Regions from separate parts of the Homo sapiens genome. Here region 2 is linked to region 1. The links are chromatin loops, found by intact Hi-C in ENCODE. Cell type or tissue: Panc1. All regions are shown on one strand. Each heading gives the region's core, and the rest is flanking DNA. Links, peaks and the distances in the headings are about the cores only.

The links. Hi-C counts contacts between places; a loop is a spot of excess contacts. Peaks named below come from ENCODE experiments on the same cell type or tissue, not always from the same donor. Only the 100,000 strongest peaks of a DNase experiment are listed, where the experiment ranks them.
Region 2: a loop joins it to region 1, with 4 times the contacts of the local background. A loop is called at or near these places in 63 of 110 quality-filtered maps.

Annotation. Positions count from the first base shown.
Region 1 is chr5:159,912,492-159,920,475 of GRCh38, forward strand. It overlaps ADRA1B (adrenoceptor alpha 1B), which reads left to right and starts at 3,991. Exons shown (of 2, transcript NM_000679.4): 1 at 3,991-5,363. The coding sequence starts at 4,415. RefSeq lists a silencer at 3,825-3,884 and enhancers at 3,948-4,564, 4,565-5,181. In Panc1, for the core only: CTCF peaks have their summits at 3,937 (motif pointing left) and 4,136; no DNase peak of the experiment used is centred there; H3K4me3 peaks cover 3,561 bases; H3K27ac peaks cover 1,276 bases.
Region 2 is chr5:159,512,755-159,520,234 of GRCh38, forward strand. LOC105377685 (a long non-coding RNA gene) reads right to left here. Exons shown (of 4, transcript XR_941142.3): 1 at 7,478-7,480; 2 at 6,683-6,795; 3 at 1-84. It overlaps LOC105377684 (a long non-coding RNA gene), which reads left to right and starts at 2,823. Exons shown (of 20, transcript XR_941139.3): 1 at 2,823-3,330; 2 at 5,530-5,673. RefSeq lists an enhancer at 3,156-3,205. In Panc1, for the core only: CTCF peaks have their summits at 3,271 (motif pointing right) and 3,534; a DNase peak (open chromatin) is centred at 3,277; H3K27ac peaks cover 213 bases.

The sequences.
Region 1 (7,984 bases), core at 1,609-6,608:
CCCTTTCCCTCCCCTCCCTGACCTCTGCCTTACTAAGGAGCCTGGTCACATTCTGTTCTCTGCTGTTATTTCCTTCAGGCTAACATTGAACCTTCTGCTGCCTTTTTCTTTTTTTAATCTCAGTCTGGTGCAGAGAGAAGGATGCAAGCTTTGGAGCCAGACAACAATGCTTTGAATACCAATGCTACTTACTCACTGAATGGCCTTGGCCATGTCACAGAACCTCTCTGAACGTCAGTTTCCTCATTTGTAAAATGGAGAGAATTCCTCCGTTGCATTGTTGTGAATTTGAGTAAATGCACATAGATTGCCTAACACAGTGCCTGGCACATAGTAGGTACTCTCTGAAAGGTGCTTTAGCATTATCATCATCTCCCACAGCACCTAGCTCAGTGTTAGGTTATTGTTTGCTTGGTTTCATTCATCTTTGGTTCACCCACGGTACTTAGCATGGTGCTTACACAGAGTACATGCATCTCTATATGCCTGGTCGAATTGAAAGCTAGAGAGAGCACCATGAAAAATTGCATGATCACAGGTGACAGATCTCCTCCCATAGATGTCTTAAGCAGATCCTTGAATCTCCCATAGCTTCAGTTTCTCTACAGGTCAACTTCAGTGGCAGCTTCCCCTGGAGGGTTCGCAGAAATGGGAGTTCTGCAACATCAGAGGTTTCTAATGCAATAAGATGGATAATGAAAAGATTCTTCTTCCACAAGCGTCGAGTGAGTCAGAGCTCTGTGCTTGACTTTGCCCCAGGGAGTACCGAGAAAATGAAATATCGTCTGTGTTCTCATGACACCTAAACAAATGGTCAAGTCCATGGGTCAAAAATCAGCCAGAGGGGTTAAGAGGCATCTCTAGCAAAGGAAGGGGAGGAGCAGCAAGGAAAGCACCATTAGCAAAGGTTGCTGTGTGGGGTCCTGCTACACGGCTGTTATTAAGGCTAATACCTGTTCCCCTTACAGTGAGATCTTTGTTTTGCCTTCACGAAACACACTGGTAAATGACAACAAGTCTGAAATCTGCAAGGATTTTGAACTTGTCAATCTGGCTCAATAATTTCTTCCACATCCTGACACCTGAATCAAGACATAAGTTCTCATCTAGGTAACAAACTATTTTCTTTCACAATGAGGATAAACCATCTCTGAATCTCAGATTTGCTCTTTTTTTTTCATCCTGGCCTTTTGCCACCACAGAAAAATGTCTGATAGGCTGAGTTTTCACATTGCAGCTGGTTACTGTGATTATGTAGACACAGCCTCAGTAAATTCAATGGTGTGTTGCTGGCTGTTCAATAGCTGGTGAAATTAATGCCCAGGGAAGTGGGAAATGGGCCACCACAATCAAAATGTGGATTTGGAACTTGCTCTTTATTTTATCCCACCCTTACCCTCCCCTACACCCCTGTCTTTGTGCTAATGCCAGCTACGTGCCAGGTTACTGGTATTCTCTTCCTCCTCCCTCTCCCCTTATAAGTAAACCAGCTCAAGAGAAGCCCCATTATCTTAGACTTAATGATACATTGGGAATGGTGGGAACTGAGTTCATGATACCTCACTCTCACCCCTACCCTGGAAGATGCATGAGAGAAAGGATAGCAGGTGCCTTCGGGGGCCACTTTATCCAGCAAGAGAAGCTGACCACCTGGAGCTACGGGATCTCAAAGATCATCTAAGCCAGGTCCTATCTGCAGACAGACTAGTCTGAGCCACCCAGGACCAATGACAGCCTCTCCTTTTAATAAAGACCCCTGACAGAGGGCTGCCAAGTTCTTCCAGTCTCACACCCCACTGTGTAGGTCATGAGTGGCTGCAGGAGCAGAAGGAGCACTGTCCTGTAGGCCAGGGAAACAGAGTTTCCTAACCAGCTCTGCTCCTGACCATCTTGCCAAGTCTCTTTCCCTAGTGCACCACCTCCAACACAGGAAGATAAGCAAACCAAGGTTCTGAGAGCTTCTGAAGATCTAAATCACTATAAACTTGTGAATCTCTTATTATCAAATCTTCAAATACAGCTTAGGGCAATTTAATTATAATAGAAAATAATCCATTTTCAGGACTGTCTCTACCACAGATTTCTTAACCCGAGGGAAACCCCCTGAAATTGTGTATTTTGCACATGTGTGGAGTCTGTGCACTTTGCTGGGAGTAAATTAAAACCTTCGATACGTGTATGATAACCACCTGCCTCCCTTCTCAAAAAATAAAAATAAAAAGAGGTTAAGAGCTTACCTCTAGGTTGAGAAGCTTAGATGTAAGTCATCCTGAGTGACTTCTGTTTTCCCCACCCGTGAATATCAAGTTATAACAAGTATCAAGAGCAGAAGGTGAGAAACCCAAGATGCAGGCTTGTGAACTGGAGTAAAAGAAGGTATCAGGCTTTACTTTTCAATCTCCAGCTGCCACTGCCCATTGCTCTGCCATATATTTGCTAGCCTATGACCTCAGGAATCAACTGACTCTCTCTGAACCACTGTTTCTCATCTCTCAATGAACAATGGTTATGCTTCTCTCAAAGAATTGTAAAGTCTCAAAGAAACTGAGTAAATGCATGGCTATCAGTAAGCGCTCAATTCATGGGAGTCCCTGCCCAGCACCAGTGGCTCAGGCCCCAAAATTAACTACTCAAAAGGCAGCTCCATCTATAACAGTGGTTCCATCCCCTACCTTGCCCCGGGGGAAAAGTATGACACAGTAGCTGAGTACCCAACTTTGGGAGAGACCCCACAGTTGAGTTCAGTTCCCAGCAGCTCTCCTCCATGCCTTTGTGAACTTGGGCGAACAGCTAAACTTCCCCATAATTTGGTGTCTCATCCATGAAATAGAAATGGTGAAGAGTGTATTCTTTCTCTCATGAGAGTCATGAGAAAATGCAAAAAGAACTCAGCACACTGTCTAGGACAAAATAAATGTTGGATAAATGTGAACTAACATAAAGTTCTTTGGCTTTTTCTTTCTTTCTTTCTTGGCCCATACTTTCTCTTCTAAGTACCATTCACCCACCTTTGGGAGTGCGTCCCTGTGACTGAATGTCCAACATGGATATCAGACAGAAAGGAAAAAACTCAACAAATAACCAAGATCCTCTACGTCCCTTCCCCAGGTCTCTGACCTCCCTCACCCCCACTCCCAGATAGCCAGCTAGCTTCCTCCCTCAATTCCCTTCATGTTTCCTCAAATATCACTTCAGTGACATCCCAAGCACCCACTTAACATTTCAAATCCACCCCACAAACACCCCACTGCATTTCCCCCTCCTTACTTTATTTTCAGCCTAACACCTGTCATCACATTACACACCTCATCATTTGCTTATTTAGTATACTGTCTGTCTTCTGTCGGGAGAAGCTACGCTCCTATAGGGCAGGAGTCCGTCTATTTTGTTCAGTTGCTATGTTCACAGCGCCCAGAGCCAGGGCAGAGAGTGGAGACTCCGTAAGAATCGGCTGAATAAATGAGTGAATGCCTGAGCGAATGAAAGGATGAAGAGAAGCCAGATTTTACTGGGGCCAAAGAGTTTGCACGGGGCGAGGGGAGCCAGATGAAGGATGAGGGCTGGCCTCAGATCCGACTCAAGTCCCTCCCACCTGCCCAATCCTAGAATTCTCTTTCCCTCTTTTAGGTGCTGGACAAGTTGCATATCCCGTTAAATCCGGGGCCCACTCCGGGAGCCCCCTATTAAAGGTAAGCAGCCCCCAACCCACCTTTGACACGGAAGAGTGACTAGCGGGGAAAATAACCCCAGCGGGCCGCCTAGGGGTGGGTGACCCGCGATCTCCACGCCCAGGTCCCGCCCTCGCGGCCCCTGCCCCCGCCCCGCCCCCCGCAGAGGGCGCGCCCTGGGAGCGGCGGGGGACGCGGCTGGCTTCCCGGCTTGCGGGGTGGCGGCGTCGGGGCTGCGGGCGCCTTGGCTGGACCCGCATTGCCCCCTAGTGCCGCGCGGAGTCAGGGCGCCGGGCTCCCCCGCCTGATGTCACCGCCGTGCAGTCAGCCCAGAAGCGGCTCATTGAAAGCAGACCCTCTTCGGCGCTCGCTGGGCGGAGGACGCGCCGCGGTCCGCAGACCCGAGCGAGCTGGGCACCGCCGGGCGCCCCCGGCCCTGCCGCCCCCTCCTCCCCGCCGCTCCCCCGCGAGCCCGGCCAGGCGCGCCTGACGTGGACCATTAAACTTGGAGCTGCCGCCTCGTCCCCTCTCCTCCTCCTCCTCCCTCTGACAGGCGAGCGAGCGACTCGGTGCAGGCAGGAGACGTGCTGCCGGGCTGGGCTGCCCGGGGGAGATGACTCCTCGCCAGGAGGGCGCCTCTGGGAAGAAGACCACGGGGGAAGCAAAGTTTCAGGGCAGCTGAGGAGCCTTCGCCGCAGCCCTTCCGAGCCCAATCATCCCCCTGGCTATGGAGGGCGGACTCTAAGATGAATCCCGACCTGGACACCGGCCACAACACATCAGCACCTGCCCACTGGGGAGAGTTGAAAAATGCCAACTTCACTGGCCCCAACCAGACCTCGAGCAACTCCACACTGCCCCAGCTGGACATCACCAGGGCCATCTCTGTGGGCCTGGTGCTGGGCGCCTTCATCCTCTTTGCCATCGTGGGCAACATCCTAGTCATCTTGTCTGTGGCCTGCAACCGGCACCTGCGGACGCCCACCAACTACTTCATTGTCAACCTGGCCATGGCCGACCTGCTGTTGAGCTTCACCGTCCTGCCCTTCTCAGCGGCCCTAGAGGTGCTCGGCTACTGGGTGCTGGGGCGGATCTTCTGTGACATCTGGGCAGCCGTGGATGTCCTGTGCTGCACAGCGTCCATTCTGAGCCTGTGCGCCATCTCCATCGATCGCTACATCGGGGTGCGCTACTCTCTGCAGTATCCCACGCTGGTCACCCGGAGGAAGGCCATCTTGGCGCTGCTCAGTGTCTGGGTCTTGTCCACCGTCATCTCCATCGGGCCTCTCCTTGGGTGGAAGGAGCCGGCACCCAACGATGACAAGGAGTGCGGGGTCACCGAAGAACCCTTCTATGCCCTCTTCTCCTCTCTGGGCTCCTTCTACATCCCTCTGGCGGTCATTCTAGTCATGTACTGCCGTGTCTATATAGTGGCCAAGAGAACCACCAAGAACCTAGAGGCAGGAGTCATGAAGGAGATGTCCAACTCCAAGGAGCTGACCCTGAGGATCCATTCCAAGAACTTTCACGAGGACACCCTTAGCAGTACCAAGGCCAAGGGCCACAACCCCAGGAGTTCCATAGCTGTCAAACTTTTTAAGTTCTCCAGGGAAAAGAAAGCAGCTAAGACGTTGGGCATTGTGGTCGGTATGTTCATCTTGTGCTGGCTACCCTTCTTCATCGCTCTACCGCTTGGTAAGTTGGGGACTAGCAGCAGGGGGACTGGGCATTTTTGGACCTTGGGTTTACTGATGAGCTTACTCTAAAGTTTTTTGTGGGTTTTGTTTCTTATGCAGTCTGTGCGTGTTCGGAGATTGAATAATATTGTTTGTTCTGCAAAGGGTTTGCAGATTGGGGAGCTGGCTAAAAACCAACTCAGGTGTTAGTAGAACACGCTAAGGCACTAGCTTCTGGAAATAGAACCAGGGAAGGAAAATCTGGTATGAGGAATGACTCACTCAACAGCCTCGGTTTAATAATTAAAAAGGATATTCACTGGGCTTGAATATCACACCGGCGTTATTTCAGTAGTAATGATGTGTCGGCTAAGGCAGCGTCACTAATGCAGCATACAAAATAGTTTGTAGTTACTGCAGACGCGGCATTTGGGAAGCAGGGAGGCAGCTCGTACACAGAAAGGCAGCATTCATTCAGCATTTCCAGGGCTAGAGCAGAAGCCACGCTTCTCAAGAGCTTTGCAGAGGCTGCATTCTCTCCCTCCCCTCTTCACTGACAGCTATCACCCAGATATACTACGTTCATTATCCGTTAATAAGAGCATTTTACAGCCACACAGCCCCAACCAGCCTTTAAGTTATTGAAAGCTTGAGATGTGAAAGAGAAGATGACTAGAGGGTCACACATTTTTAGTTTTTACCCAAAAATGTTTCTAACTCTAGTGATTTATGGAATGCCCAGAATCAAATTATAGTTGTCCCTCATCTCAGCTGACAGAGACCAAATCCTGGTAAGATGGAATTCAGTGCGTCCTCCCCCTCTTATGAAAACATGTTCGTCTTCTTTTTGTTTGGTGGTCCTACTAACTGAATTGTTCAAAAGGCTACCTGATGTTTTCTAAGGAAGAAGCCAAGGTCTGGTTAGCAGGTAAACCTAAAGGGGGGCATCTGTCACATGCTGTCCACATGGCCTGGGGATCCCTTGTCCTTCCTCTGAGGCACTGATCTGCTTTGATTCCTTCTCCTATCCCTGGGGGACACTACAGAAAATGAATGGAGGGAGTTTATCATGACACAGTCATGTGCCATGATATCAGGAGAGGTAACAGCTGCTATACTGCGGACCACATATGCCTGCAATCACACCGGAGTCTCAGGTCAGACCCAAATATAACCAAATCCCTCAAACAGCTATAAATTCTGAAGGCACACTGCTTTCAAGAGAAAAATGCAAACAGAAAGGAAGCAAACAGATATCGAGTTTCCATTTAAAAAGAAAGAAAAAGATTTTCAAAAGCCGTCTAACCTTTTCTCCATGTCATCTTTTCTAAAGCAGGCCTGCAGGCTAATGCCTTTCAGAAATATTTTCAATGGTTAGTGTTAAGCAGAAAGGGTTTGAAAAAGTTCTACTCCCCAGGCGTGATCACATACCATTGCAGGGAAGCTTGCTTTTCTTTCCCAAGGTCTCAGGGTTCTTTTGCAGGCTTGTTCGGTTTACAGTGGATGACAGTTCACACTGCATTGGGTCATTACAAAGATCATGGTTGTACATGGAGCTGATGGAGGTGATTTGGCCTCTTATTAGCCATATGACCTTGGCCAAATGACCACTCCTGTATGAGCCTCAGTTTCTTCGTCTACAAAACAGGGCTGATTAATATTTGCTCCATGGAGTTTGCATTAATGTATAGGAAGGACTTAGCACAGTATCTGGTGTATAGCAGATGCTCAATGAAAGTTAGCTATGAGCAGTACAAACCAAACCCCAATCTCCCCTTCGGTATAACTGTGTCTTTTCTCCTTCTCTACACATTTGCCAATCCCACACCTGTTACTAAAGTCTTGGAAGAGAATTGAGTCTTTCTTCCTTTGCCCCTGGCCTCCAGCCTGCAGAGGCTGTGACCAGAGCATGCTCAGGAAGGAGAAGGCCTCAGCAGGATGCAGGAATGGATCAAAGGTGCAGGCTTTGGCTTTTAGGGGCAGGGGAAATAGCTCCAAACAGGTAAGGAGGCTTCCAGCATATTCAAATGGGAAGAACACGGCTCTGGTGATCAGGAGCAACAGAGTTCCCATTTGAGCTTTGCCATCAATTAGCTCTGTGGCTCTAGGCTTGCTGCTTTGCTTCTCTAGGCTTCAGGCCTCACACCTGGAGAACGAGGAGGTTGAATTAGATTAAGGGATCTCAAACTTTGAGAACTATCAGAATCACTTGTGAAACTTCATAAACAATGGTAGCTGCCTGGGCCGAACCCCCAGCAAATAGGATTCAGTAAGTCAGAAGGATACCAGGAATCTGCAGGTATAATCAGCCCACCAGGTGATTCTGAAGAGGTAGTCCACAGACCAGGCTTTGAGAATCACTGGCCAGAAAATTTCTCAGTTTCCTTCAGGCCCAGCACCCTGGAAGCCAGGGTTTTAAATGCTGCCAATCTCAGACCTTTCCCAGCCACATCGTAGTGTGAGATGATGTGGCTTCTCTCTGGGTCTTGCTCTTCAAGTCATCAAGCCCACCCTCACTTTCTTCTTACTCACATTACCCCCATCGTCTCTCTCCTTTCTGTCTGTGCCTTTCTGAGACTTTGTCCCCCTAGCATCTCAGGTCCTGAGCTTCCACACAATAAAAAGTGAGAGGTTCTTGCC
Region 2 (7,480 bases), core at 929-5,928, 400 kb before region 1:
CTTGTTCTCATCTTCTGTCTGCAGAAATACATTGTAGTGGGCCAGCCTCAGAATTCTCTTTTGGGAGAAGACTGCCTTGAAATCCTGAGGGCAAAGTTGGTAGGAGACAAAGTGATAAAGAGAGAAATAATTTTTTTTTTTTTGCATAACATAGGTAGCTTGGATGAGGGGGTTTCAAGAAAGAGAAGAAATAGAGGCAGAGAGGATCTGGCAGAGAGAAACTAGAATTTGAAGTTTGCATTGGTTAAACCTTTTAAGAACAGGGTTGTCTAACTTTTTATTGTACTTTTTTTTGTGTGTGAGTTCTATAAACCTTTTTCTCTCTTTATCAAAGACTGCTACACACACACACACACACACACACACACACCACCTTGTATAAGTGGGCTTTATTTGGGAGGGGGTAGAACAGAGAGAAGTTGAAGAAAGTTGCTGAGTTTTTTTTTTTTTATTGGTAAAGACAGCCCACAGAGGATGGTGAGACCATCGGTAAACTAAAATAACTCACTGGAAACAAGTGAAATAAGGCAAGAGATAATACGAATTCTCCAGAAGGGTGAGGGTCGTTCATCGTGTGTAGGTTGGGGTCTAAAACCATATTTTTATTTGACTCTCAAAGAACAAAGGCACTCACCAGACTTCTTTAGTAGTAAATAACAGAAATCGATAGGCTAAAAAGCCAACAAAGGGTTCCATTGGGAGGATTCTGGGTGGCACGTAGAACTGAAGGGGAAGTTGAACAGTCAGGTCCCAATAAGCAGGAACAAGTAGACCCCACTTCAGGGCAACCCCATGGGGGTGAATTGGCCCAGGGGTTTACCATGATAAGGAGGCTTCCACCAAGTTCAAACCTTAGGAAGAGAAGTTCGATGGCCTGAGTCTGGGTCACATCCCCACCCTCCTTGTCTGGGGTAGCATGGAGTAAGGGTGTCGAAATTGACCGGCCATCTTCTCGGGACCACATAGGAGAATAAAAGATTTGACCAAGGAAGGAAAGGGGGTACTTTTGCCAAAAAACTTGGAGGAAGGGATGCCAGGCAAGCAGAATTAGCAGATGCCCATGCTCACAGGGTACCTCAGCTGTGAGATGTTGCTGCTGACACACAAGAGTGGAGCAGGTGAAATGACTCCCCACCTCTACAATTAATTTCACAATAGGTCTACAGTTAGAACTGAGCAGTGCTGTGGTGTGTCGCTAACAGACGAAGGAGGAAGGAGAAGGGCTGAGGGACCAATCCTTTATCTTCCAGTGCTAGGCCCTTTCCCAAACACCAAGCTACTGCCCTGGCGCCCCTATACCTCCAAGCCTTTGCTTGAGCTCCCTCTACCTGGAGTTCCCTCTTCTTTCTTCGTTACCTATTGATTTTGTTCTTTAGAACTAGAGAGTATCACCTGGAAGAAATCGTTTCTAATCTTGCCCTTCTCCGTGGGTTAGGAGTCTATCCTCTATGTAGACCCGTATTTTATTTCATCATTAAAAGATGTATTGTTTGTAAAAATAGTTAACATAAACACACGGTAAAAAGTTCAAGCACACAAACTGATATAAATGGAAAAGTTGGGCGTTCCTTTGCCTCTGACCCCAGTTTCCCTCTCAGAGGCCACCACTGTTTCCTGTGTCTCCTTCCAGAACACACACGCACACACACACACACGCACACACACCTCTGCACACACCCCCACTGTAAATGGCCTACCTCCCCAGACTCCGAACCCTCCGAAGGCGGGGTCTCCTTGTTTGCCTCCAGGGCCCTAACGACTAGGGCAGCCTGATTCCCTGCACAAATTCAGCAACAGACTGCTGAAAGCCATGCTCTTGCACAAGGAAAAGTGGGAGGGAAGGGGATGGATTCTGTCTGAGATCACTGGGTGCCACGCTCTATGATCTACGAGTTGCTTTTAATTTCCTGTGCTCGGCCGCCGGCAGCCTGATGAAATGAAGCAGATAGCAGGGCTTCAGATCTAGCCCTTCCTGGGCTAGGGCTTGTCTGCTTGCTGCAAGGTTATAATCTCCAGACTCTGAAGAGAGAAGAGCTACGTGCACTGTACCCCCACAACCACCCCCCACCCCACCCTGTTGCTGCAGCCTCCTGAGCCAGGGAATAGGCAGAAATGAAGCTGCTTGATGTTGCCTATGGTTCCTAGGGCAGTGGTTCTGAGTTGGCCATTTAGGCTTTGAGGCCAGACAGAGATGGTTTGGATCCTGGTTCTGTTGCCTCTTTGCTGTATGCCTTTAAGGCAAGTTGCCCTAACTCTCTGAGGCTCAGTTTTCTCAACTGTAAATGACGGCTATAAGTACAATCTACTTCATCCAGTTCTTACGAAGATTCAAAGAGAATGAATTCAGTGTCTGAGCTGAGGTGCCTGGGACCTAACTCCTGCTGAGTTGGTGGCAGGCGCCCTGGTTGTCTGTATCTGCCATGTAGTCACCAGGATCAGCTCTCAGCAAAATGGCCCAGTTGGTGGCTTTCGTCTTCTATCTGCTTTCCTTTTAGTACTCCTTTTCCCTTCCAGGTACTGACTGGTCTTACTTCTCCTCATCTCTTTTGGTGTGGACAACAATAACTCCTCTCCTGCTGCTGCTACTATGACTCCCACCACCACGCCTTCCATCGCTTCCATGTTGACTGTGCCAGGCATTGTGCCCTTAATGTGGGCTGCATCAGCTAATCTTTACAGTCACCATTATTTCCACTTCACAGCTGAGAAAACAGAGTCACAGAGAGTCGAGGGGTTTTCCCCAGATTTATAGAGTGAATAATTAAAATGAGCAGCCTGATGGTCATTTACACTATGTGATAGAGACTTAATGGATTATCTCTATCACAAAGTTTGCATTTTCAAAATGCTCTTCAAAAAGAGGTCAGAGCCTAGTCCAAAGGAGTTAATTGATAATAGCAAGTAAATCTTTCTCAACAGGCTTAGGAAAGAGAGGATTTTGTTGAGGGACATGGAATACCTTCATACTACCCTTAAAAAATGAAACCAAGGCCACTGCTTGCTGCATCTGAAATTTAGATCAGTCTTGAATGTGTCTATGAGAGAACAGTACAAATTTCCTTGCTGCATTTCACGAAACAGGTAGCAGAGTGGAAATTCCTGGGAATTATACTTCTTGATGCATGAGATTGTTTAACAAACACGAACTCTCCCCCAGACTTTCGATTTAAAGAAAATCAAAGACCTTCCCTCAACTCAATGAAGTGTTAATAACACCACGGAGTCCTGAGCCTTCGTCCTGAGCAGCTGCAGGGCTTCCCGCCGCCTGCAGGTGTCGCTGGTGGCTACTGACCCATCTGCTGCTTGGCAGGTGATGGGAACAGGAAGAAGGTATGAGTCAACTCAGTTTTTTTTTTTTTTTTTTTTTTTTTTTAGAGACAGGGTCTTACTTTGTTGCCCAGGCTGAAGTGCAATGGTGCAATCATAGCTCACCACAACCTCGAACTCCTGGGCCCCAGCAATCCTTCTGTGTCAGCCTCCTGAGTAGCTGGGACTACAGGTCCCATGCTCAGCTAATTAAAAACATTTAGTAGAGATGAGGTCTCACTATGTTGCGTAGGCTGTTCTCAAACTCCTGGGTTCAAGCAATCCCCCTGCTTCGACCTCCCAAAGTGCTGGGATTATAGGCATGAGTCACTCCACTCGGCTAGGTCCCCCATTATGACACATTCTTTAGCTCTAGGGACTCTTCAGGGATAATCAACTCTGTTCTTTTTGCAGAGAGGGTGCCCAGGAATGGGAAGTGACCAGGTTTAGGTTCCCCATCCATAGTCAGTGGCCTGGCTTGCCCAGAATTTAGTGAAGAAATGTCTTTGGTGGAAATAATCGGAGTGTTGGATGTTTTTACAGCTTATGCTACTGTTAATCAGGGACGTTGACCTTCCTTCCCCTCCCGTTCCCTCTCTCTATCTCTTCTTTTTCTCTCCTCTTTATCTCTTCCCCCATCCCCTTCCCATTTGGTCTTCACAGCAACCAGGTGAGTCTCCAACACTTTAACAATGAGTAGCAGAGGCTTGGAGAAGGACATAATACGCCTGAATCACCTGAAAGTGGTTGACAGAGGAGAGACTAAGGCCCACCAAACATGTCCCTCTTGGATGCTCCACTGCCTTAGTGGGGCTGTCTTGGCTCAGTTACTGATTTGCTAAGTCCTGGAGCAAGTTAAATTACTTTGTTTCTCTGTGCCTCTGCTTCCTTGTCTGTAAACAAGACAGTAACTATAGCTACCTCACAGGGTGGTCATTAAAGTATATAAAGTGTTTATCAGAGTACCTGGTACTTAGCAAGTACTTAAAAAAGGTCTTTGTCCTGACAACACTAACATTGTCATTATGTAGATTGTGTGCCCTCTAACTAACGTTATATGTTGGACTTGAACTTGTTTTGTGCTTTGCAGTGTAAAATATTTGTTTTGCAATGCGAATTTAAAAGCAATCAATTTTTCACTTGTTGAAGATGTTAATACCTAGTGCTGGTGTGTGTGTGGTAATGTGGGAGATAGGCACTTTCATTGGGGCTGCTGCATTCAAACAGTGCCAGCCAAGGGCACCATCACTTCCCCTAGTATTGTATAAAAAGGTGGGCCTGGCCCTCATGCCCCATTCACGGGTAGAACTCGGTGTCAGCTTTGGGAAGCTGACCAAAGTGCCAACTTTGGTGTTGTGCATTAGATGCTCTCGAATGTTCAACTTGAGACAAAGCAGGATAAACAAAGCCCCAGTGTCTAAAGATGACAAAAAGTCACCTGAAGGGATTTGGACAAAGCAGTAAGCATTCTTCAGGGAGTGACAGTAAAACCAGGGAAGGAAACTGAAGATGCCTCATGCTGGTGTGGTCCAGTGGAGAGGGACAGGTTCAGACTATTGCTAGTCGAATATTAAATAGAAGAGTGACCGCTGAAGAAAGGAAACCTTAAAAGCAACCTGCCAATCCTATGTAGATGACTCACAGACCTCCCAGACTTACCTACCCTCTCGATTCCATCCATCCTATTAAGCTTATTGCTCCCCACTCATCTACTGAACCCATTTCATTCGTTCCATGAGGATGATAAGCACATCTTCCTCACAGAGCCGCTATGTGCAACCATACAGAGACCTTTCCTCAAAGGTTAGCACATACTCAAAAAAAGGCAGCTCTTCTTTTTGGGCCTTCTCAGACCAGATTCCTTTGATATTCCTTTGATACAGACTAGGAGACAAGAGGACTGTCTTCATTTGCTCATTAGTCAGCTGTCCTCATTAGCTCTGTAGTCCTGGATAAGGCCCTTAGGACCTTTGAGCCTCCGTTTTGCCATCCATGTGTGAAATGTGAATAATAATGGTACCTGCCTCACAAGGTTGTTCTGAGTATTAATTGGGATAGTGCATAAAGCACTTGGCATGATGTCTGTCTCAGAAGTGGTCTGGAAGTCCCCTTTATAATTGTTACATAACAATGTTATAATTATTACATAATTGCCTCTCTGAGAGTCGGCTGACTTCCACTAATCTACATCCCTGGTGTTACCCACTGGTTTGATTTCCACAGTTTGCCCACCTCTGAGATGAGGAATAGATTCCAATACCCTCCATCTAGCAAGAAAAATGATGATGGGCACACTGGGAGCATTTCCTTTTGCACTTGCCTTGTCCTGTTGCTGTTTTAGAGCTATGTGCTGCGTGCCATTTGCAGGTAAGGCCATTGCCACAGCAAGATTGGGACATCAGGCACAGGGTGCCTGGCTCTAGGTTCTCCACCTCATTGTTGACTTTGGCAAGGGAATTTTAGAGGAGGGCTGCCATGGTCGCATTCTTCAGCACAGCAAAGAGAAGAGAAAACAGTGCGACTCTTGCCAATTTCCTTGAGCTCCAAGGGAAAGAAACAGAAACAAGTAACATGAGTAAGAACACTAAAATGAGTTTGGAAGTGTGTTGGAATGAGCTGAAAGCCTTTGGGGCATGCTTCAGGAACAATAAGCTGTTCCTGTTTGGCTGCCCAGGATTTTTTATTAGGCTGAGAGTAGCAAGTTAGGGAAGGGAGGTGGAATCTCGCTGGTGGAGGTGATAGGGCACCTGCGGGGAGGGGATAGATGGTGGGAAGACTAGAAAGAAAAGGTGGTGATGTCTACGGTAGACTCCAAAAGTTTTCTTGTGTAATGGGAAATGTACCTGTCTCTCCACTTTCCAATTCAACTTTCAATAATGTCTGCATTAATCTCTAATGCTTTGGGAATTGGGTTTTTTGGAGGGATGTGGCAGAGTGCTGCATATAAACTCAAGGTTGGCATGAAGCATGAGCAGAGGCGGCCAATGGGGACCTGCACTTATTCATCACCACTGTATAAAAACGCACTGACCTGCTTACTTTTACAGACCTCACCTTCCACCTGACATAAAAGCCTGTTGTATGGGGAACACTCAAATTACTGTATTCGTGTAAATTCATAAGAAACACTGGTTGGCATAAACCTCTTCTCCCCCCACCCTTACCCCCTGGCAAGAGAAGCCAATATTGTATAACTAAAGACAAATGGAGGGGAGATTTTATGGGATCTTTCCAAACGGGGAGGAGGAGACAGAAAATGTTCCTTAAGGTTAGAGAAGCAGAAGAAACTGTTGATACCTCAAGACGGGTGTTCTTTTTATCCACTGCTGCTTTAAAAAATGCCCTGGCTTAAAACAACAACATTTATTTTACTCACGAATTGGCAGTTTGGCCAGGATGCTGCAGGAACAGCATGTCTGTCTCTCCGCTCAGCTGGGACGGCTGGAAGGCCAGGGCTGGACTCCTCTCATGGTTTGCTCACTCACATACCTGGCAATTAATGCTGGCTGTCAGATCTGGGGCCCTAGCTGGGGATGCCAGCCAGAACACCCACACCTCTCTGTGGGGCCTGGGCTTCCTCCTCACCATGTGGCGGCCAGGTTCCAAGGGTGGGCGTCTTGGGAGAGAACTAGGCAGAAGCTCCATCACCCTTTCTGACTTAGCCTGAGAAGCCAGGCGGCATCATTTTGGCTGCATTCTATTCTATAGAGTGAGTCCCCAAGGGCATTAGTTTGCTGGGCTGCCATAACAAAGCACCGCAGAGTAGGCGGCTTGGACAACAGAAATTTGTTTTCTGTTCTGAAGGCCAGAAGTCTGAGATCAAGGTGTCGGAAGGGTTGTTTTTTTTTTTTCTGAGGCTGCTCTCCTTGACTTCTGGATGGTCATCTTCTCCCTGTGTCTTCATGTGGGCTTCCTTCTAAGTGTGTGTCTGTGTCCTAATCTCCTCTTCTTACATGAGGAGAGCAGTTAAATTGGATTAGGGCCCCACCCTACCACCCTATTGGTCTTATTTTAACTTGATTACCTCTTGAAAGGCCCTATCTCCAAATACAGTCACATTCTGAAGGTACTGGAGGTTTCAATATATGAATCTGAGAGGAGGGGAAGGACACAGTTTAGCCCATGACACCAAGGATCGGCCATACTCAAAGGGAGAGGAATTAGGCTTCACCTC